Regions from separate parts of the Homo sapiens genome. Here region 2 is linked to region 1. A link is an interaction called in ENCODE POLR2A ChIA-PET data of the cell type or tissue named here. Cell type or tissue: B cell. All regions are shown on one strand.

Region 1 (4,000 bases):
GCAGTGGCCCTAGGGAGGAGGGGAGGCAGGTTCATGGGACATTAGAGGCTGTAACTGGGCAGGGGAGAGCAGGAGGGACGGAGCCGTCGGGGCTCAGCTGTGGATGCCTGGTGGCCAGGTGAAGAGGAGGTGGGGAGGCAGGATGCTGACTTCTGACAGTATGTCCTGGGCAGAGGTGCCTGAGAGAGCCCTGGAAAGGCTGGGGGCTGTGTCTGTGTCTTGAGATGTGGACATCTTTGGCAGTGGTGAGGTGGGCGCCCCAGGATGGTGAAGAGGGAGAGGGTGGAGAGCAGGCAGAGAGGACTGAGGCCTGAAGGAGGGAAGGGTTTATGGGAGAAGAGGAGGAGGCGCCAGGGACGGAGCCAATACCTTTGGAAGGCTCAAGGGGAAAGCCAGATCACCATAATTATTTGCTACCACTTATTAAGCACCCTTTGTGTACCAGGCCCTGGGGTAAGCATTTGTACAGCCCTTACCTCATCTAACCCACACATCTCTACAGATGAGGACGCTGGGGCACAGGGAGGGGACGTGAGTTGCTCAGGGTCGCACAGCTGGCACATGGCTTAGCGAGGATTTAAATCCTGGACTTGAGACTCCAGAACCCAACATAGGTGTAAGGATGTTGGGGAACCTAGAGAGGGCAGTTTCCCTATGTAGGATGTATCTCAAAACCTGGCTTCCCAAGAGGACAGAGCCAGTGGGTGGCAAGGAAGTAGGGAGGAGGGGAAAGAGACAGGATGTGGGTGAGGGCCTGACCCCACTCTTCTCCCCAGTGGTGTGCCCTCTCCCCTGCATGAATGGCGGCCAGTGCTCCTCGCGAAACCAGTGCCTGTGTCCCCCGGACTTCACTGGGCGCTTCTGCCAGGTGCCCGCAGGAGGAGCCGGTGGGGGTACCGGCGGCTCAGGCCCCGGCCTGAGCAGGACAGGGGCCCTGTCCACAGGGGCGCTGCCGCCCCTGGCTCCGGAGGGCGACTCTGTGGCCAGCAAGCACGCCATCTACGCCGTCCAGGTGATCGCTGACCCTCCTGGGCCCGGGGAGGGGCCTCCTGCCCAGCACGCAGCCTTCCTGGTGCCCCTAGGCCCGGGACAGATCTCAGCAGAAGGTACCAGGCAACTGGCAAACCCGGGAAGGTCGCCAGTGGGTGGGCACTAGGGTGGCCAGGGCAGGGCAGGTTCAGCCCTGGAGGAGCTCAGCGCGGTGACCCGCGGCGCGGTGCGGGCAGCCCTGAGGCCACCGCGCCCGCCCCCAGTGCAGGCCCCGCCCCCCGTGGTGAATGTGCGCGTCCATCACCCGCCCGAGGCCTCAGTCCAGGTGCACCGCATTGAGAGCTCGAACGCCGAGAGCGCAGCCCCCTCCCAGCACCTGCTGCCGCACCCCAAGCCCTCGCACCCCCGGCCGCCCACCCAGAAGCCCCTGGGCCGCTGCTTTCAGGACACTCTGCCCAAGCAGCCGGTGAGTGAATCCACAGTCGGGATCTGCCTTTCCTTCTCTCAGGGTTGCTCTGCCCCAACTCACTCGGATAGCAGAAAACTGAGGGGCGGGGGAAGAGGAAAAGGCCCAACCCTAACAGGCGGCACCGGGGCGGGGTGCTCTGTGACCCCACCTCCCCCTCCTTCCCCTAGTGTGGCAGCAACCCCCTCCCCGGCCTCACCAAGCAGGAAGACTGCTGCGGTAGCATCGGCACTGCCTGGGGCCAGAGCAAGTGCCACAAGTGTCCCCAGCTGCAGTGTGAGTGCTTGGGCTCAGGGGGCGTTCCCTATCTGGTGGCCCCTCCCCACCCACCCCACCCATCCCTGCAGTGGGAGTCCCCAGGTCACCAGATTCCTCTCTACATCTGCTGTGCCCCTCCCCAGTTCCCTCCTCACCCTCCCCTGCCAAGCTATCCTCTCTCTGCAGACACAGGAGTGCAGAAGCCAGGGCCTGTACGTGGGGAAGTGGGCGCTGACTGTCCCCAGGGCTACAAGAGGCTTAACAGCACCCACTGCCAGGGTATGGCCAGCTAGGAGATTCTGTGGGCTGGAGGGGCAGGCCAGCCATCACTGGGGGTGGGGAGGGTCCCAAGGTGGGCGAGAGAGGAGGTGGGGCTGGGGCAAGACCCTGAGGTTCTTGGAGCAGCCTGCTGTCACCCCATGGCCCCAGACCAGAGGGGCCAAACTTCCACTTACCACAGACATCAACGAGTGCGCAATGCCGGGCGTGTGTCGCCATGGTGACTGCCTCAACAACCCTGGCTCCTATCGCTGTGTCTGCCCACCTGGCCATAGTTTAGGCCCCTCCCGTACACAGTGCATTGGTGAGACCTGGGGCTCAGGTTCCTGGGAGGTCACAAGGCATGGGTGGGAGCAAGGATCAGAGATCGCAAGAGATCAGAGTGGGGTTAAGGGTTGACTGCAGGAGGAACAAGGCCCAGAGCCAATAGGATCAGGGATCAGCAGGGTCCGGGGTCACATGAGATCTGCCATTAGCAGTCACATGGGGTCAGGGATTACATAGAGTCAGAGTCATGCAGAACATAGGCTTGATGAGTAGGAGTGGTGAAGTCCAGGATAGCTAGAATCGGGAGTCAATGGGGTCAGTGGTCACATAAGTTTCAGGGGTCACATGAGTTCAGGGTCATATGGGGTCAGAGACCACATGGGGGATCAAGGGTTGTCTGGGCCGGAGAGGCAAGGTCTGCAGCAGCTGGGCAGAGGGACGTGGGCAATGTGCAGGCTCAGATGCCCATGCCCCCCACTGGCCCCTGCAGCAGACAAACCGGAGGAGAAGAGCCTGTGTTTCCGCCTGGTGAGCCCTGAGCACCAGTGCCAGCACCCACTGACCACCCGCCTGACCCGCCAGCTCTGCTGCTGCAGTGTCGGCAAGGCCTGGGGCGCGCGGTGTCAGCGCTGCCCAACAGATGGCACCGGTGAGTCAGGGTTACCCGGGGATAGGGGTTCATAGGTCCATGCACCTGTCCAGGAAATGCTCACTTTTGTGTCTGCTGTCTTGACTGCAGCTGCGTTCAAGGAGATCTGCCCAGCTGGGAAGGGATACCACATTCTCACCTCCCACCAGACGCTCACCATTCAGGGCGAGAGTGACTTTTCCCTTTTCCTGCACCCTGACGGGCCACCCAAGCCCCAGCAGCTTCCGGAGAGCCCTAGCCAGGCTCCACCACCTGAGGACACAGAGGAAGAGAGAGGTCTAGCCTGACCCCTTCTGATCCCTGACCCATGCCAAGCCCCTAGGCCTGACCCCTTGACCCGTGATCCACAGATCTGACCTCACAGTCTAACCCCCAATTCCTTATCCCTGACCCATCCACTGACCTCCCACCTGACCCTCTGACCCCTGACCCAGATATTTGACCCTGAGCTATAACCTCCTAAGCCTTCTACAGCCTGACCTGTAACCCAAGGCCATTCAACCTGATCATGTGACTACTATGCAAACACACCCTAACCCCAGAATCTAACCCCTGACCCTTGACCTGGAGACATGATTGTTGAACTCCCAGAGACCCTAACTGCAAATACTCAGCTGCTGATCCCAGATCTGACTCCCTTCTCCCGCCCCAACACTTCATGGCCCCATCTTCTTCCCTTTTAGGGGTGACCACGGACTCAGTGAGTATGAGAACCCAGATGGGAGGGGTGGGCAGGCGAGGGACAGGAGGGCTCATGCTGCTGTCACCCGCAGCCGGTGAGTGAGGAGAGGTCAGTGCAGCAGAGCCACCCAACTGCCACCACGACTCCTGCCCGGCCCTACCCCGGTGAGCTGGGCACTGTAGGGATGAGTCCTCAAGGGCTAAATCACTGGGTGGGCGGGGAGTTCACAGTTTAAGTACTCGGGGACAGTCAAGCTGGGGTGGGGCGCCGGGCCAAGACTGAAGTGGAAAGGGAGGCTTCAGTCAATATCGTCTCTGACCAGAGTGCACTGCCGCCCGCAGAGCTGATCTCCCGTCCCTCGCCCCCGACCATGCGCTGGTTCCTGCCGGACTTGCCTCCTTCCCGCAGC
Region 2 (4,000 bases), 730 kb before region 1:
TTCTTAACTCTTCTATTGGCTGTTCCCACCGTGAACTGGCAAGCCCGTGATCCAATCCCAGGCACCGCAAGTCGCTCCGCCTGTCCCTCACCCGGATGTTGCCTTCTGCCGAATCCGCTCAGGCCAGAGCTCGTCAGTGGCCAATTGGGAGAGGGGAGGGGCGAGCCGGCGCCGCCGAAGAGCCAATGGCAGGCGCGGGGGATGACGCCACGGACATGGTGGCCGAGACCGGCGGGGTGGGGGACGTGTCGCGCGGCCGGGTGGCCTCGGTCGGTACCCTGGGCGCGGAGCAGCTGCCTCATTAGTATTCGTACCCACGAGGCGGCGCAGCGGGCCCTCGGGGACAGCGAGCGTCGCGGCCATGGCTTATCACTCGGGCTACGGAGCCCACGGTGCGTGGGGCGCGGGCGGGGCGCGGCGCGGCCGGCGGGGGGAGAGTCGGCGGCGTGGCCCGCTCACCCCGAGGGAGATAGCGACTGGGACCGCCGCCCAGGGCGGGGGTGTCACTCGGGTTCCTGCCCCTCGTAACACTCCAACACGTCCCGGACTTCGCCCTCTCGGCCCAGTCCTGGGAATCCCATGCCGGAGTCGGGCAAAAACGGGGTCCGCCTCCTCCTCCAGAAACTCCTTTGACTGTTGTGAACCTGATGAGGTCCCTGATCACTGTCCAGGGCCTCCAGGTAGCCAGCTGTCGCCTCTCCCAGCTTTGTTCACGGAAGGATGCCCTCCCAGTTATTTTCACCTAGCACACTTCTACTCACTGTGGCTCAGTTCAGAGGTCACTTCCAGTGAGAGGCCTTCAGAAACCCCAAGTGGGCAACCAGTTCTAGGCGCTGCCTCAGCTCTTTCTTTGCCTACATTTAGCAACGGATTTCTCGCAAAGGATCCCTCATCACAGTTTTTTCTCAGTTAGCTCCCCCTCACCCAGCTTGGGGTCCCCTCACTGATCGGTGCCTCCAGGACCCGTGCAGGGCTGTCCAGCCAGGGAAGGGGCGGTGGTTTGGGCTCATGCTTGGTATTTCTGTCATCTACTCTGATACCTCCAAACCCACAGGCTCCAAGCACAGGGCCCGGGCAGCCCCGGATCCCCCTCCCCTCTTCGATGACACAAGCGGTGGTTATTCCAGCCAGCCCGGGGGATACCCAGCCACAGGAGCAGACGTGGCCTTCAGTGTCAACCACTTGCTTGGGGACCCAATGGCCAATGTGGCTATGGCCTATGGCAGCTCCATCGCATCCCATGGGAAGGACATGGTGCACAAGGAGGTGTGGCCTGCCCCCGGGGCACGGGTGGCAGAATTTTTGGCTAGGGCTGGGGCATCATGGGATTCCACCCGATTCCTCACAGTGCCCTCAGGGATGGAGCACACAGAGGGGCACCCTGAGGCCTGGGGTGCGGCTTGCCCACAGCTTCCTCTCTCCCCTCCCAGCTGCACCGTTTTGTGTCTGTGAGCAAACTCAAGTATTTTTTTGCTGTGGACACAGCCTACGTGGCCAAGAAGCTAGGGCTGCTGGTCTTCCCCTACACACACCAGGTGAGCTTCCTACCAAGGGAGCTGGTGGGCCTTCCTCATTCTGCCCGAGTCTGGCCCCCAGACCTCAACCCCCTTCTCTCCTCTTTTCTCTTCTTCCCCTCCTGATGTGGCCGCTGCTGCCACTGCCACTGCCAGAACTGGGAAGTGCAGTACAGTCGTGATGCTCCTCTGCCCCCCCGGCAAGACCTCAACGCCCCTGACCTCTATATCCCCAGTGAGTCTCCAACCTGGGCTGGGGAACGTGGTGGGGTGGGGTCGGGGGGGACTTGTGCCTTGAGGGATGAATGGGAAGAGAGGCGCAGCTACTGAGTCAGCATCTGTTCTTGGTGCTTTGTGTATGTGTGGCAGTTGCAAGACACCAGGCAGGCAGTGCAGGGTGACCAGTAAGGAGCTTCCTGAATGCGCCTTCAGTGTCCCCAGGACACCCTTTTGAGACCTTCCTGTTTCTTGATTTGGACTGTATCCCTCCCCAGCCTGGAGCTCTGGGTTTAGACCTGGCTTTGCAGACTCCAGCTATGGGATTTCAGGCTGGTTATTTGTACTTTTCAGTAAAACAGGACTAATGTAGTCCCTACCCCAAAGGACTGTTGGAGAGATTCAGCAAGGTGATGTTTGCTCAGCACCTCACCTGGCACACAGGAAGGACGTAGGAAACATTAACTCTTATCATCGTTATTGCTTGTCCTCCAAGGCGTGCTCTGTTATCCCTTCTTCCAAGAAGCCTTTCCTGACCCCCTGAGCAAGTGGTGGCTCCCTTCTGGGTTCCCACAACTGCCTGTCCACATGGCATTTTTCAGGCTGCCCACACATACAGCTGACTCTTCTCTGTCCTGTTGGCTGCACAGGGCCAGGCCCATCGTGGACACCCAGGGTGAGTGAGTGTGCAGGGACCAGCCCGCAGATGAGCTTCCAGTGAGGGCAGCCAGTGGGACTGAGGGCAGGCAGCCAGCCTAGGTGTGCTGGGCAGCACAGGGGCTTCCATCCTTCATCCCGTGTGCCCATCGTAGCCACCGTGTAAGGCTGGAACTGGCATCCCCATTTTACATGTTGAAGCCAAGCCTCAGAGGAGCTTCAGTATCATTGAGGCCTCAAAGTTGACAGGTGGTACAGCTGATTTCCTGACTCCAGAACTCCAGACACTCCCCGCTGGTGGTCATGTCAGTGCTTTTTTTTTCTTCTTCTTTTGAGACAGGGTCTCACTCTGTCACCCAGTCTGGAGTACAGTGGTGTGATCTTGGCTCACTGCAGCCTCTGCCTCTCAGGCTCAGGTGGTGATCCTCCTGCCTCAGTCTCCTGAGCAGCTGGGACTGCAGGCTACAGGCGCCTGCCACCAGGCCCAGCTAATTTTTGTATTTTTAGTAGAGACAGGGTTTTGCCATGTTGCCCAGGCTGGTCTTGAACTCCTGGGCTCAAGTGAGCTGCCTGCCTCAGCCTCCCAAAGTGCTGGGATTACAGGCGTGAGCTACTGCGCCCAGCCAATTCTAGTGCTTTAAGCGGGGCAGAAGACAGAGTTAAAACTGCTGCTAATGCCCGGCTCCCACTGGCTCTGAGCTTTTATGAATACTGCCCAAAGTTAAACTTGGAGTTCCCTGCATTGTTGGGCAGCCAGAGCCCTAGCCAGTGCTGAGACTTAGAATTGCTGACTGCGGTGAGGTCATCTCCATGACCCCAGACTCAGGACAGCATGGGTGTCCACTGAACCTGGCTTCTGGTCTTGCCAGAAACCAGTTTGGTCCCTGTATAGGCGGAACAATGGCCTTGGCCCATGATACAGTTTCTGAGATGCAGCAGAACACTGATGAGCTTCCCAGCACAGGGACAGGAAAGGTGGCTTGTGGTTCTGGAAGAAGGGTCAGGTGGCATTTACACAGTGGGAGAGGGCTGATCGGAGACAGGCATTCCAGGCAGGGCATTTGGAAGCAGAATGTGGAGGTCAGGCCATGCTGGGCTATTCAGAGAAGGAAGTATGGGACATGTCGGTGAACCCGAATGCCTAGTAAGGCAGCTCTGATGGAGGAAGCCAAGCTGATGGCATCTCTCTGGCACTTGGCAGCGATGGCCTTCATTACTTACGTGCTCCTGGCTGGGATGGCACTGGGCATTCAGAAAAGGTCAGTGCCAAGCCCCTCCCTTACCCTCCCCTCCCTGTGAGCTCTTCTCCCAACCTCCCTAGGGCATATGTGGTGGTCCCCAGCTCACCCTCTGTTGCCCCAGTCTCTCTTCCTCACCCCTGCCTCAGGATGCCTGGCTCTGAGCCACCCCTGCTTTGGCGCAGGTTCTCCCCGGAGGTGCTGGGCCTGTGTGCAAGCACAGCGCTGGTGTGGGTGGTGATGGAGGTGCTGGCCCTGCTCCTGGGCCTCTACCTGGCCACCGTGCGCAGTGACCTGAGCACCTTTCACCTGCTGGCCTACAGTGGCTACAAATACGTGGGGTGAGCACTTGTGGGCCAGGGGGAGGTGGCCTTG

What was found. Peaks named below come from ENCODE experiments on the same cell type or tissue, not always from the same donor. Only the 100,000 strongest peaks of a DNase experiment are listed, where the experiment ranks them.
Region 2: POLR2A ChIA-PET joins it to region 1 with 7 read pairs; 1 of 35 experiments calls an interaction of 5 or more read pairs at or near these places.

The regions. Positions count from the first base shown.
Region 1 is chr11:65,551,157-65,555,156 of GRCh38, reverse strand. LTBP3 (latent transforming growth factor beta binding protein 3) reads left to right here. Exons shown (of 28, transcript NM_001130144.3): 2 at 777-1,106; 3 at 1,254-1,456; 4 at 1,627-1,732; 5 at 1,901-1,993; 6 at 2,175-2,297; 7 at 2,751-2,909; 8 at 3,000-3,185; 9 at 3,593-3,609; 10 at 3,683-3,755; 11 at 3,933-4,000. Among named protein-coding and RNA genes, the nearest start is that of LTBP3, 5.2 kb to the left of the region's middle. RefSeq lists a silencer at 1,691-1,740 and enhancers at 1,660-2,335, 2,336-3,011. In B cell, CTCF peaks have their summits at 2,659 and 2,864 (motif pointing right); DNase peaks (open chromatin) are centred at 1,726 and 2,916.
Region 2 is chr11:66,285,347-66,289,346 of GRCh38, reverse strand. It overlaps YIF1A (Yip1 interacting factor homolog A, membrane trafficking protein), which reads left to right and starts at 204. Exons shown (of 8, transcript NM_020470.3): 1 at 204-392; 2 at 1,055-1,266; 3 at 1,431-1,535; 4 at 1,671-1,749; 5 at 3,589-3,646; 6 at 3,811-3,966. The coding sequence starts at 362. RefSeq lists enhancers at 1-27, 1-189 and a silencer at 128-587. In B cell, a CTCF peak has its summit at 337 (motif pointing right); DNase peaks (open chromatin) are centred at 96, 2,016 and 2,386; H3K4me3 peaks cover 1,187 bases; H3K27ac peaks cover 1,248 bases.